Linked DNA regions of Homo sapiens: region 2 is linked to region 1. Evidence: chromatin contacts called from ENCODE Hi-C data. All regions are on one chromosome and are shown on one strand. Each heading gives the region's core, a stretch centred on a gene start or an enhancer-like site at or near the end of the contact. The rest is flanking DNA. Distances are from core to core; before and after follow the strand shown. Region 1 holds the start of ABLIM2 (actin binding LIM protein family member 2). Region 2 holds the start of ZNF518B (zinc finger protein 518B).

Evidence for each region. Hi-C counts contacts between places; a loop is a spot of excess contacts on that map. Pooled maps may share reads with other maps.
Region 2: a map with no recorded cell type shows a loop between it and region 1 (19-fold over the local background). The contact joins the promoter of ZNF518B here to the promoter of ABLIM2 in region 1. A Hi-C loop is called at or near these places in 2 of 37 single-sample maps with no recorded cell type and 5 of 50 pooled maps.

What each region holds. Positions count from the first base shown.
Region 1 is chr4:8,153,654-8,160,653 of GRCh38, forward strand. ABLIM2 (actin binding LIM protein family member 2) reads right to left here and starts at 5,160. Exons shown (of 21, transcript NM_001130083.2): 1 at 5,027-5,160. The coding sequence starts at 5,036. RefSeq lists silencers at 4,877-5,366, 5,707-5,766.
Region 2 is chr4:10,454,562-10,461,313 of GRCh38, forward strand. It overlaps ZNF518B (zinc finger protein 518B), which reads right to left and starts at 2,865. Exons shown (of 3, transcript NM_053042.3): 1 at 2,756-2,865; 2 at 244-427. RefSeq lists enhancers at 1,931-1,990, 1,973-2,788, 2,051-2,210 and a silencer at 2,341-2,980.

The sequences.
Region 1 (7,000 bases), core at 3,910-6,409:
CTGCAGAACGGAATCGCCGGGCTTCTCCCGGAGTGATGGGTTTCTACCAGCGCTGGAGGCAGAGTGTGCTCTCTTCTTTCCATTTGATCTTTCAGTACAAAAGAAAAGGGCACACAATGAAGAAAACTTGGAAAACACATGGAAAGTAAAAAGGTGCAGAAGACGGAAAACTTTGTTCCTTCTCCCACATCTTACAGATGGGCACCGACGGCACTTCCCGACATTGCCTCCCTCACTGTTTCTGTAGAGTTGACATCCTATATGAAATACAATTTTGTCCTGAGCTGTTTTCTAAATTAAACTTCTTTTCTTTTTTTTTTTTTTTTTGAGATACAGTCTCACTCTGTCGCCCAGGCTGGAGTGCAGTGGCGTGATCTCGGCTCACTGCAAGCTCTGCCTCCCAGGTTCACGCCATTCTCCTGCCTCAGCCTCCCGAGTAGCTGGGTCTACAGGCACCTGCCACCACGCCCAGCTAATTTTTTGTATTTTTAGTAGAGATGGGGTTTCACTGTGTTAGCCAGGATGGTCTCCATCTCCTGACCTTGTGATCCACCCGCCTCGGCCTCCCAAAGTGCTGGGATTACAGGCGTGAGCCACCGCACCCAGCCACTTATTTTCTTTTCTTTTCTTTTTTTTTTTTTTTTTTGGAGACAGAGTCTTGCTCTGTCACCAGGCTGGAGTATAGTGGCACGATCTCAGCTCACTGCAACCTCTGACTCCCTGGTTCAAGCGATTCTCCTGCCTCAGCCTCCTGAGTAGTGGGGATTACAGGCACCCACCACCACACCCAGCTAATTTTTGTATTTTTAGTAGAGATGGGGTTTCACCATGTTGGCCAGGATGGTCTCAATCTCCTGACCTTGTGATCCACCCGCCTCGGCCTCCCAAAGTGCTGGGATTACAGGCGTAAGCCACCGCACCCGGCCAATTAAACCTGTTTTCTTAAGCATTTTCTCCTAACATTAGAAATTCTTTACATATGTAGTTAATTCTTCATGTGGGTAGTAACTTCATATACATCTTCCCCACCGCCCAATTAGAATGTAAGTTCAAGAGAACATAGATTTTGGGTTGTTCTCGTCTGTTGCTGAATCCCAGGGCCTGGAGCAGCGTGGGCTCACGTATTAGTCTGTTCTCATGCTGCCAATAAAGACATACCCAGGACTGGGTAATTTGTAAAGGAAATAGGTTTCATGGACTTACAGCTCCACATGGCTAGGGAGGCCTCGCAATCATGGCGGAAGACGAAGGAGGGGCAAAGGGACGTCTCACATGGCAGCAGGCAAGAGAGCGTGTGCAGGGGAACTGCCCTTTATAAAACCACCAGCTATCGCCAGCCTTAATCACCACCATGAGAACAGTATGGGGGAAACCACCCCTGTGATTCAATTATCTCCACCTGGCCCTGCCCTTGACACGTGGGGATTATTACAACTCAAGGTAAGATGTGGGTGGGGACACAGCCAGACCGTATCAGCTCATAGTAGGCATTTTGTGCATCTTTGCTGAATAACGAGTGAGTGAGATGGAACAGATGGCTCATATTCCATCACTGGCTTCCACGGTTTGGTGGTTTCTAACATTTTGTTGTTACTAGTAAGTCTGAGATGAATGTTTCTGTGGCTACATCATTGCCCATTCTTGGATTAGGTGAAGAAATGTGTCTCTGTTCCAAATACTAGGATCTGCACCGTCCACAGTCTGGGGACTAGGGCTCAGGTTCGGGCTCTGCCACATCCTCTCCTTGGCCCTGGACAGCTGCTTTTCCTTCCCTAAACCTTGGTTTCCCCCTTTGTGCAGGTGGGTGGGTTTGGGCTGGAACATTCCTCATGTCCCTTCCAGTTCCATGATCCTAAGAGCAGCATGGAAACAGAAGGCTGAGCCAGCCACAAGGCCGCCCTTGGCCCCGCACCCCTGTTATGGACTGAATTGTCTAAATTCATATGCTGAAGTCCTAACCCCCAGTACTCCAGGATGTGACTATGCATGGAGACAGGACCTTTAAGGAGACCACTAAGGTGAAACGAGGTCATGAGGGTAGGCTCTAACCAAGTCTGGCTGGGGTTTTCATAAGAACAGATTAGGACACAGACACACACAAAGGGAAGACGGGACGAGGACACAGACACACACAAAGGGAAGACGGGGCGAGGACACAGACACACACAAAGGGAAGACGGGGCGAGGACACAGACACACACAAAGGGAAGACGGGGCGAGGACACAGGGAGAGGGCGGCCGTCCACAAGCCAAGGAGAGGGGCTTTGGAAGGAAGTAACCCAGCTGACACCTTGATCTCAGACTTCTGGCCTCTAGAATCAGCAAAAAAATAAGTGTCTTCTCTTTAAGCCACCTGGTCTTTAGTACTTTGTTATGGAGCAAATTAACACAACCCCTCAGGAGCCTCTGTCCACCTGGGGGAATCTGATCTGCCAGGCCAGCAGCTGCCCAGGAGGATATTTAGGCTCAGAAGGAGCACAGGCCTTGCTCAAGGATCTGGTGCCCACTGGTGGCAGACCTGGCACTGGAATCCCCCCACCCCACCCCCTGCCCCAGCTCAGGTACCTTCCTCAACCCCACCCCCTACTGGTCCCCTTGTGACCACATGGGCTGCAGTGAGATGAAGCTACACCACACTGATTGTCACTTGCTGGGCTCACCATGTGTGGACTGGCCGGCCATACTACTGGGGAAACTGAGGCAGGGGGCGCCCCACAGCTAGGACATTGGATTCGGATCCAGGCCTGTCTGGTATGGGATGCCATCTCCTTCCACCTTGCCATGTGCTATATAAACAATCGCTCTGGCCACCTGAAATCAACAGGCAACAAAAGTAAGGCAACTGCATGGCCTCGATCCACACCTGGGTCATCCTGGAGGTGCCCTGTGTCAGGAACTGAAGACATGGACACAGCCCAAAGGAACAGGGAGCCTGCAGCACACGAGGGTTAGACAGGCTGCCCTGGGCTCTAAGCCTTCGGCCCATTTGGGCAGCTGGAGACTGGACCAGATGATGCTCAGCCACTCCTACCAGTGCTGAGCTCTGGAATAATGCCAGCGGGTGTGGGGAGGGCCACAGGGGACCTGCCCTTGTTGCCCTTGTTGATGATGGAAGCTCCTGTCCTGCCAGACATACACAGTGGCCGGACGTTAGAGCCCACATGCCAGGAACAAGGGACCATGCTGTCTGCTCTCCCCCACTGTGTGGGTGGAATGCCTGCTGTGCGCATCATCGGCTGGGGACAGGGCTGGGCAGGGGCGACAGGTGGCCCGGAGAGCACACATTGCCAGTTCCAAAGGGCTGGATTGATTCAGAGGGTCTGAGCTGAGCTGGCCACCCAGCAATGACCATCCCAAACTACCGAGGGCCTCCCAGGTGTGGGGCTCTTCATGTTGTACCTTGTCCCCTCCAGGCAACCAATGCTACTGCTCTTACAGGTCAGGAAGCCAAGCTCTGGAAGGTGCCACCTATGCCTAAGACCACCAGGCAGTCACCATGGTTCAAACCCCAGTCTCTGCCCCCAACTGCCCCAGTGCCCCCACACCCCTTCTCGTCAGATGCAGAGGAGAGATGCCAGCACTGCTTCTGAGGCTCTCCCTGATGACAGGGGGGACCACAGGTATCAATTATGGCCACAAGAAGCATAAAATTACTCTGTGTGCACCCAGCCATTATCCCCACCTGCCATTAGATAAATGTGTCTGGAGGTTCTGCCAAGTCTCAGGGTGCCCTGCTCCCCAGCCACTCCCAGATAACTAGGTTGGCCATTTCAGAAATCCTCTTCCAAAGGGTTCTGCCTCTGACCTCCCCAACCGCCTGCCATTGCTCTCAGCTACTCCCAAAGGCTCCCGGCAACGCCGTCCCTCCTTCCTTGGATTGGAGGGGGAGGGAGACAATCTCCCCAGGGAGGGGAGTCCCTGGCCCTTAGCCCCCGCCCCCTTCTAGGCCTACAGCCCACAGGAAGCTCTTACTAAATTCACATTCTCTCCCCAGTCCGATCTCCCTCAGGGGAAGCGGCTGTCCCCATTGGTTTCTGCACCATGGCCAAGGGCCATACTGCAGTCCCTGGCGCGACAGGCTTAGAGGAAAGAGCACAAGAGTCAGTGAGCCCGGGGTTCGAATCCCCGCCCCCCCTTCCTGAGCCAAGCAAGTGACTCAAGCCTGGTGCGCCTCGGGTCACACCCTGAAAAATGGGGTGACAGCCCTTCCCTGCCGGGAATGCAACGACAAGCCCTCAGCCCGGTGCGGGCCCCAGGAGGCTCTCAGATCCGGGCATCCTCAGGCCGCCTCCAGGGCTCACCGCCAAGGGCTCCAGTTCTAGGTCTCAGTTTCCCCAACAGCACAAGGCGCGGCTGGGCTCCAGCGCTGTGGGATTTTTCCAGCCCCGCACAGAGGCTGTCAGATCCCGGAGGGTGGGTGCGGCGGGAAAGGCAGGGGTGCGACGCGCAGGGGCGAGGGGCTGGAGACGCGCAGAGATCGGGTCGGGGCCGGGTCTGACACATGCGGGCTCCGGGTCCCCAGATCTGCTGCGGAGAGTCCTGGGCGCCGAGGGTCGGCCTGACGCCCCCAACCCAGGCGCTGCCAGAGCGGCGCAAGGGCGGCGCCCCCAGCTGCAAAGCCCCGCCTATCATCTCACCTCTGCGTGCCTAGGTCTGCTGGGGCCCCGGCCCTTCGCCCGGACCCCAGGCCCCCGCGCGGACCCTGACCGCTTTCTGCAGCCTGGAACAACCCGGACCCCCGTGAGAAGCAAAGAAGGGGCGCCTTCCAGACATCCTGGCGCAGCCACGCCGGCCGGCGCGCTGGGAAAGGATCCCCGGCCCGCGCCACTGAGCTACGCGCTCCGGGCGCAGGGCAGAGGGCTGCGCTCTGGCCCCTCGGGGCTGCAAAATCCTGGAGCAAAAGTTGGGTGGAGCCGCTGGGTGATTTTCCCCGGCGTTGCAGGTGCAGCCTCCGAATGCCACCCAGCCCTTGCGGCGCCGCGAGCCAGCGCGGGGACCCGTTGGTCCCTCGGTCCCCAGCACCCACCTGCACTCATCTCAGCAGCCGCTCGGAGTCGGGGCGGCCCGGCGCTGCGACAGCCAGACCCTCGGGCCCGCAGGTGCCGCGCCCGCGCTATCCTCCGCCCGCCCGCCGGCTCCGCGCCCGCTCCTTGCGCACACGCCAGGCAGCGCCGCCGCAGCCCCACGGCGCGCAGGCCACGCCCGTGCCACGCCCACTCTCACGCCCCTCCTGGCGGCCCCGCCCCGCGCCCCCGCTGCCGCCCGGGAGCACCCTGGGAAGTGTAGGCACCTCGACGCCACCGCTCCGCCTGGCTCCCCAGCTGCGGGGCGATCGGACTACAAGTCCCAGCACGCTTCGCGGCCAGCGCAGGCGCAGACGGGCGACGGCGGCTGAGGCCTTTCGCAATCGTTCTTAGATCTCTGCAGAGCTGTCGCCACGGCCTGAGGGGCGACGTGGGGACTGCCGCTCACGGAATCCGGGAGTCGCTAGGAGAGCGGCGCAGGGAAAAGCGAGCTTGGTGCAGCTCTTCTTGAGTAGTCGAGCTACAAGGCGCCTGAAGACCTTCTGGGCCAACTCTTCTTTACCAGTTTACAGAGAGGGAAACTGAGGCGGGGGCGGTGCTCGGGCAGGATTAGCCCGCATCCGTCGGCGAGGCTTGCACTGGTGGGGATTCGTGCGCAGGTTTCCTGCCTCCGGGCTTGGGCTGTCCGCGCCTCGCCACCCACCCCAGGCTCCCGTCGCTCCTCGCCGGCTGGCGCCCAGCTGGGGGGTGCACCGGGAGAGGTGGCGCGGCTCACTTCGGCGCAGTCCCCGGCCCCAGCCTCCACGGTGACCGGCTACCCTGTGACATCAGGCGCCCAGCACAGGGCCTGGACGCGGGTGCAGGAGAGGGAGTCAGGGAACGGGGAGGAGCAGGGGTCCCCACTGTGTGCCTGGTGCGACAAAAGGCGAGCTGCAGAGAGGTCGGGAGGAGCCGGCAAACACAAGGATGCCCACCAGGCGCGGAGGGCCTGGGCTGGAGGAGCATTTAGGATGCAGAATCGCGGGAACCTGGCATGGAGAGAGAGGCCAAGGACTTTTGGCTTGGGCCAGGGCTGTTTGGAGATGCTTTCAACAAGTGGAAGAAGATTGGGCACAGAAAATGTAGACTGAATGGAACACTGAGGCAGGAGCAGGTACTCCTCCCCCTCCCTCAGCAGCAGCCATCTCCCCCAAGAGGGGCCAGGATGGGAGGCCAGGAGTACAGTGGCTCAGTGGGGGAGCTGAAGTCCTGGGGAACCAGCCAAGCCCCACACACCCTAGAAATCCAGGAGGCCCAGCTAGGTGATTCTGCCCGCAGCCGCAGGGTTCCCATGCCAGTCCACTGGGATCTTGTGCCATGTAATTGAGGGGGCGCCAGATCTAAGGATCAGTGAACTAATGTGTGCCATGACCCAGTGTGAGTTGAGATCAATAAATGTCTTTGCTTTGCTATTATTATTCTCTGTGGCTAACATAGGGCCTGGCACAGAGCAGGCAGTCTGCAAATATCTGTTGAATAAACGGAGAGAAGGATAGAGGGGAGGGGAGAGTGCTGGCACCTGGCACTCCTGGATCATAGCCTGAGAGGTAGGCCAGGCACCCACCTGCCGTAGGTACACCCTGCTGCCACTTGCCCTCTAAGGAGCTCTCGGTCAGGCTCCCCCGCAGCCTCTGTTTCCTCCCTCTGTTTCCAAAGGCTCCTGAGAACCTCCCAGGGGTGCCATGATTTCCCCCACACAGCCTGGTGAGGACGGCAGGGAGCCCTCACACCTCTCTGCCAAGACCCTGTGAGCCAGAGGGTGGATGTGGGTGCCCCATTCCAGACTGGTTCCAGAGCCCAGGACAAGGGGCTGGGGAGCCTTAACAGTTCTCAACCTGGAAGGGCCTCGGGGCCATGTGGTTCCAACATCTTCTTTCACAAGGGCAGAAACCAAGGCCCAAAGACATACTGCCTCAAGTCACCCAGCAAGTTAGTGA
Region 2 (6,752 bases), core at 1,615-4,114, 2.3 Mb after region 1:
AGAGTGCCTGCATGAGCAGGTTCCTATGTTACCTCGAAACTTCTCAAAGCCAGCCTTCAGTTATCTGCTTCTTCCCTGATTAACAGGTCTGGAGAAGCTATATGGCTTTTTGAAGATCACAGAGTTGGTGAACAGCTGCAACTGGGTCCAATCTTACATTCTTTGTTTTCTGCTACCCTGCTGTGTGAAGCTGTGAAATGAAGCCATAGTCAGTATCTGCTGCCACTTGAGCACTGTTCTTACTTCCTGCCTGTAGCCTTGGAGTTGCAGATGTAAGTCAAAACCGTGGCAAGTCCCATGGGCTCTTCCTTCTCTTTCAGGCCTTCTCTTCTCAGGCGTGGACTGCCATGAGTTTCACAACCTCAGGCCCTGGTGTAGGCTTCTACATCAGAACCCTGGGCGTCAGCAAGGCGCTGCACAAAGAGGCCTGCAACAGAAGCCAAACACTTGGGTTTAAGTCCTGGACCGGCACAGCCTTGGTTTCTCAGAGTGTTGAAGATAAGGGGAATGAGCCCCAGAAGTGGTTCTCAAGCAGGGGTGTATGGCAAAGTCACCCACGGAACTTAAAAAGGATTCCCAGGACTCACATGCAACCTAGCAGATCAGGTTACCATTTCCTAGGGTGGGGCTCAGGCATATGGTTTAAAATTCTCCCTAGTTGATTTTGATGCCTCCCCACCCTCACCCTATGATGACAATGTTTAGACTGGCTGATCTGTAGCTGCTTTCACTCCAAGGATGAATCCTGGAAATTGCAGTTAGCTGAGTTTGCATAACAAAGAAAATGCAGTAGACAGCAGGCAGTTTGAGAACAATCATGATTGGGGAAACCCTCCCTGGTAAGGATCTTGTTTATCATGATCAATAGCGAAGGGTTTGGCCAAGGAAGGCACTCAATAAGGTTCGTACTGGTTGAAAGAATGAGTGAATGAATGAATGAAAGAGCAGGCTTCACAGAGACAAAAATAAAATGTTCTTTGTTCTTCCTTTTGCACAAAAACTGGCCCCGATGCCCTTACTTAAAGGCAAATAAATCTCTAGAGATCTAAATGGATTTTTTTAATTGCCATTTTGCATTTTTAAGATCTTCAGATCGGGTATAATACATCAGAAAGGAGTCCCAATAAATAAAGGAATGCCATCCTTTGTCTGCTCTTTTCAAATTGCATTTGCAATGAATGTTATCAGCATAGCAAACTGTCTACGCAAAAAAGTGTTATTTTTGAAGGCTAAATTTGATCCAAGATGAAAGTAACTTTTAAAAATTGCATCCTAGTTAAAGATATCAATATCACACAATTTTAAAAAAGAACTATTTGTATTCTACTCAAAGAGACAACAGTATATAACATTGGTTTCTAAAACAATATTTTCTGAACCCTTGGCTGTGTACTGACATCATATGCTGGGCTGAACTTTGCATATGTGACTCAAGAGAGAGAAAAGAGATGTATTCCCATCCTCAGTCTCTGCTCTACTGTAGAAGAGTACTGCAAGCTTCTAGAGACCCAGGTTTGTCTTAATTCTTGGTGATTTCAAGTCTAAACTTAAGATGGTTTAAAGAGTCTAACACAACATTAGAGTTTAGCTACGTAGATTTGTACTTTTAAATAGGACATAATGCTCTGTAGTTTTTTTTTTTAATGTTACGTTGATAAATCGTTCATTATTACAATTTTTAAAGTCAGAGGTATTGTAACGGGATACATTAACTACCCAACTTATAAAGACTTAAGTGTTTTCTCCCGTTCGCTCTTTTGGCTTTTCCTTTCTGGTTAAGAAACTTTCATTCTTTTGAACCCTGCAATTTCTTGGCTTTACAGAGCCCCAAACCCCAAAGACACCAAGATAAGACGGGCAGGCCGGTATGGGGAGGTCCCACAATGACATCAGCATTTGGAACAATTCAAACCTTCACCATCTCTTCTCAACCTCCTATGTCCTCGCCCCCCGTAAAAGATGCGCAGGACCTCGATGGACGAGCCCACCCCTGACCCTCTCAAGGAAAGACAATGCCAGGCTGGTTTTCGAGTTTATTGTCGGCACGCTCCCCCGATGGCAGGCAGCATCCGAGGCGAGCGCGCCTGAGCCTGGGCGCTCGGAGGACGAGGCCAGGTGCATCGGGCGCATCGTCGTCTCCCAGGCGCGTCCCGCTCGCCGCGAGGGAAGGCCGGGGTTCTTCCAACCGAAGAAAACCAAAACCGTCAACGCTCAGCTCCGAGGCCCGCAGGAGGCTTTAAAAATGGCCTCCTGACGACACTTCCTGCTCGGCGCGGACGGTAGGAGCCCTCGGAGGAGGCATCCTTCATAACGCTGGGGGCGGGGAGCGCAGGCCGGGCCAGCGGCGCCACACGAACGGCCCCGCGGGACGCTGCCACCCCCGCCTCGGTCGCCCCGGCGCGTCGGCCGAGTCCGCGGGGTCGCGGCGCACAAAGGCGAGCTGGGGGCGCCGGGCCGGACCCCGACCCTAGGCCAGGCCCGCGTACCTGCTCAACGCGCGCCAAGCCGCGGCCCGGGCCCCCACCCCAGCCGGTGCCCCACGCCCACCAGCCGGAGCCCGCGTTCGGCCTACCCGGTGCCACTTGCCACGACGCCAGCCCTCAGCGCGGGCACGCGGGGCCGCGGCCGCTCGACCCGCCCCGGCCTGGCCCCGTCAGGCCCCCGCCCCGCGCGCCCCCACGACCCGGCCGCAGCTGGCGCTTCGGTCACGTACACGCGGATCCGGGGGCCCTCGCCCTCCCGCTCAGCTACTTACCCGGCAGGCCGGATTCGGGTGCCAGGTCCCGGCGAAGGGGCGTCTACACCGCCGGCCGCAGACCGCCGGCGCCGCGCCCGCTGTAGGTCCCTACCCGGGGGGCGGAGCCCGCGCCAGCCCCGCGCGTGCGCAATGTGAAGCGGCGGCGCGGCTCCAGCGAGGCCGGCGCCTGAGGTCTCTAAGGCTGCGCCCGCCCCCGCCGGGCTTCTAAGCTGTCCAGAGCGGGGAGCCTCAGACCCAGCCGAGCCCCACTTCTGGGCTTAGAGCTTGACCCAACACGTTCGCACCGTAGCGAGCGAGGTCCACATTTAGCCATGCCGCAGGCAAAAGAAGGATTCGGCTTCGGTCCTGGCCCAGTCTGCCATCCCGGGGCGCCTGCCTTGTACCGGGTCCCGCGGAGGGCGGCCTTGGCGCCTGCCTCCCTGGAGCCTGCAGTCCTGCAGTGGGTGAGTGAAAGCGAGAGAAGAGGAGCTCAGGTCCTCAGCCTCCAAACTCGTCTTCTTGGAGAGCTTCAGTGAAGGAGATGGCCTTGAAGTCCTGGGTACAAATCCTGACTCTCCCTACTCCTTTACATCTTAGCTGCTGGACCTTGGCGAGAAAGTCCCCTGACCTCTCTCAGTGTCTTCATTTCTGAAGACGGGGAAGGTCGTATGTGAGGCGCAAAGCCTCCTCTAGCAGTTGGGCGTTGCGAGGGTCAGAGGGGACAATGACTGTGGGAGTCTGGAGAGGGTGTGAGCTCATTTAATGCCAGAGTTTCTTTCCTGCCTCCTGGACTTCGGTGCTATTTTGGGCGAGCCAACTGCCCTCTAGATACACCTGCATCTACGGTCCGGAAGGAAGACATATTTAGAATAGAGCCTCTAAGAGGAAAGAAGAAGACCATATTGCCAGGTCCCGCACAATCAGTGACTCCCCACAAAGTGAAACAGCTCTCCAGCAGGGGCAGGTTGAGGCATGGGAGCAGCGTCACTGGGAAGTACAGTTTCTTCGGGATGAACAGCTAAAGTTTATTTCAAAGCTCTGGAGGCGGGGGCGGGGCAAGGCTGGTTTCCATCACCTTCCTGTTGGCGGCCAAAGGTCGGCGTGCACGGACAGCGGCCAGTATGCTGCACGGAGGAGATGTGGGCCTGGGCAGTACTGCCACACGGAGAAGCGGAGTTGAAGAAGACAGGCTCAGCCACAAGTCCAGCAGCTGGGCAAAACCTCCACCACTAAAGTATCAGGAGCTGGGCAGAGAAAATAGCAGCCCAGAGAGCAAATCCTTCTTCCTGCCCTAGGCTGCAGTGCTCCTAACCTCGGTCCTGATCAGGGAGCTGCTAGGGTCCTGGTTTTCTATCTCCTAGGGCTCAGAAAAGCTAAGGAACCTCTTCTCAGAAAAACACATTTATGTGCAGATAGCACCTATCAGAGAGAATATGCCAGAGAGTTCAAAGTCTCCCTCAAGAGTAGGGTCAAGTTGGGAAAGGCATTGAGAATCCAAACTAGGAGCCACTGCCTGAAAATCTCTAGTGGCAAACAGAGCCACATCAGGAAAAACTATTAATTCTAAGTATTGGAGAATCTGAGGTCTAGACATTAGAAAATTGTCCTAAACTTTATAAGGAGAGGCAACTCTCCTTATAACTTCTACTCATGCATCACAGTTCTGCCCTCTTAAGTCACACAGAATTGATGTAAGGTACCTGTGGGTCTCCTGGGAGTTTTTCTGAAGTGAGAACTGGTTATAAATCCCAGTTCGGCCACATAGAAGTTGTGAGCCTGTCTGAACCTCAGTTTCTCATGTAAAATTCAGTGAAAAATAGGTCCTTCCTCCCAAGGGGGTTGTCAACATTAAACAAGAGAAAGCAAGTCAGGACTTATCACAGTCCCTGGCAGATAGAAGTGACTGTTAACTTACTCTTCAGTAGCCCAAATTCAGGGAGATGAAATGCTTTGTGGAGTGTCTGGAAATGGAGTGTTTACAGCCTGAAAAAGGGTCAAGGAAAAATAGAAACTACTTCAGCAGAAACCTTTAAGGCTGATGTCCCTAAAAGTCTTTTGATGCTTGCAAATGTGAATCATCACACGTTCCCTACACGTCTGCCCTTCATGTCTTCTTCTCCACCCCCCAGCTTAGTTTGCCTAAATTCCGTGGATCACTTCTGTCACGAGTTGAATTATGTTTCCCAGAAAAATACGTTGAAGCGCTAATATCCCCCACCCCCAACTTATGGATATGACCTTATTTGGAAACACGGTCTTTACAGATGTAAGACAAGGTCATTAGGGTGGGCCCTTATCCAATGTGAATGGTGTCCTTACAAGGGACACCATTCTGTGTCTCTGTGAAGAGACGCAGAGAAGAAAATGCCATGAGAAGACATGGAGACACACAGGGAGAAGAAGCCATGGACAGAGGCCGAGATTGGAGTACACAGCCACAAACCAACGGCTGTTGGAAGATGGAAAAGGCAGGGAGGATCCTCCCCTAGAGGGTTCAGAGGGAGCATGGCCCTGTGGACCCCTTGATTTCAGACTTCTGAGCCGACAGAACTGTGAGACAATACATGTTTGTTTGGTACAGCCACCCTAAGAAATCAATGCACCCTCCTAGTTATGACTACCTAATGTAGGAGAGAAGAAGGAAGACATGAACCAGTCCTTGAGTATAAGATTTGGGAGCCAACGTTCATTCATTCACTCATGCATTCAACAAAACATGTATTGGGCTGGGCGCAGTAGCTCATGCCTGTAATCCTAGCACTTTGGGAGGCCGAGGCGGGCAGATCACCTGAGGTCAGGAGTTCAAGAACAGCCTGGCCAACATGGTGAAGCCCCGCCTCTACTAAAAATACAAAAATTAACTGGGCGTGGTGGCGGGCGCCTGTAATCCCAGCTACTCAGGAGGCTGAGGCACGAGAATTGCTTGAACCCAAGAGACGGAGGGTGTAGTGAGCCAAGAACGAGCCACTGCACTCCAGCATGGGCAACAGGGCAAGACTCTGTCTCAAAAAAAAAAAAAAAAAAACCAAAAAAAAAAAAACCGACCATGTATGAATGCCCATTCAGTGCAGGCACAGGCTGGTGCTGAGGCTAGAGGAATGACGAACAGGGTAAGGCTCAGCCCTCAGGGAACATTCATTTCTGGACCACGAGCCTTACAAATGCAATGACGGGGACTTGGGAGATGAGCTGTAAGCCACGAGTAGGAAGCTGCCACAAGAAGATGGAGAACAGGGGAGAGGAGAGCATGTACAAAGGCCCTGAGGTGGGCGCTTTTGAGGAAGAAAAGGAAAGGCAGTGTGGATTTAGATCATTCTAGGCGTCTACAGACTCTGATCTTAGAGAGCCCTTCATCAAATTCTGCCAGTGGGGAGCTTGGGGCTCAGAGGAAGGCCTCCACGAGCTTTCCATGATCATCCTTTCTCTTGCTCTGAACTTCCTTCCATGCTTCATTACCCACTTTTATATTCTCTCTGGCCTCTACCGCTCCCGAATATTATATGACTTGACAAAAACAGCACTGTCCATTGGAAAAGGGCCAGGTCTTTAACACCCAGGTCAGAGCACAGACATGTCAATCTCAGACACTTCAAAACTTTATGCATGGACAGGAGATCCCAGAAAGTGGCTTTTTTTTCTTCTAAAACATTTCAGAAGTTTTTAGTAACTTCCTTGAGCCACAGTTTGCACATCTGTAAAGGAGGGATAAAGGCCCCCCAAGCTCTGATAAGACAACCCCGGTTCTCAAGCTTACCTCGCCTCACAGTCCTGGGGTGCAGGAGGTTAAGGATGTAGAGCCCGAATCCCGAACTCATTTGCCATCCTTCCAGCTGTGTGGCCTTGGCCAAGTTACTGCCAGTCTCTGAGACGTTTTCTCAACTGCAAAACAGGAGTAACTGGAGCAACCTTTCGTGGAGGGTGCCAGGCGCTGGAGCGTGGCTAAGGCAGGGACCACGTCCCAGCCGCCCTTTCCCGCCCTGCGGCGCAGGCCCACTCTCTTGGCTCTCCTGGCCCG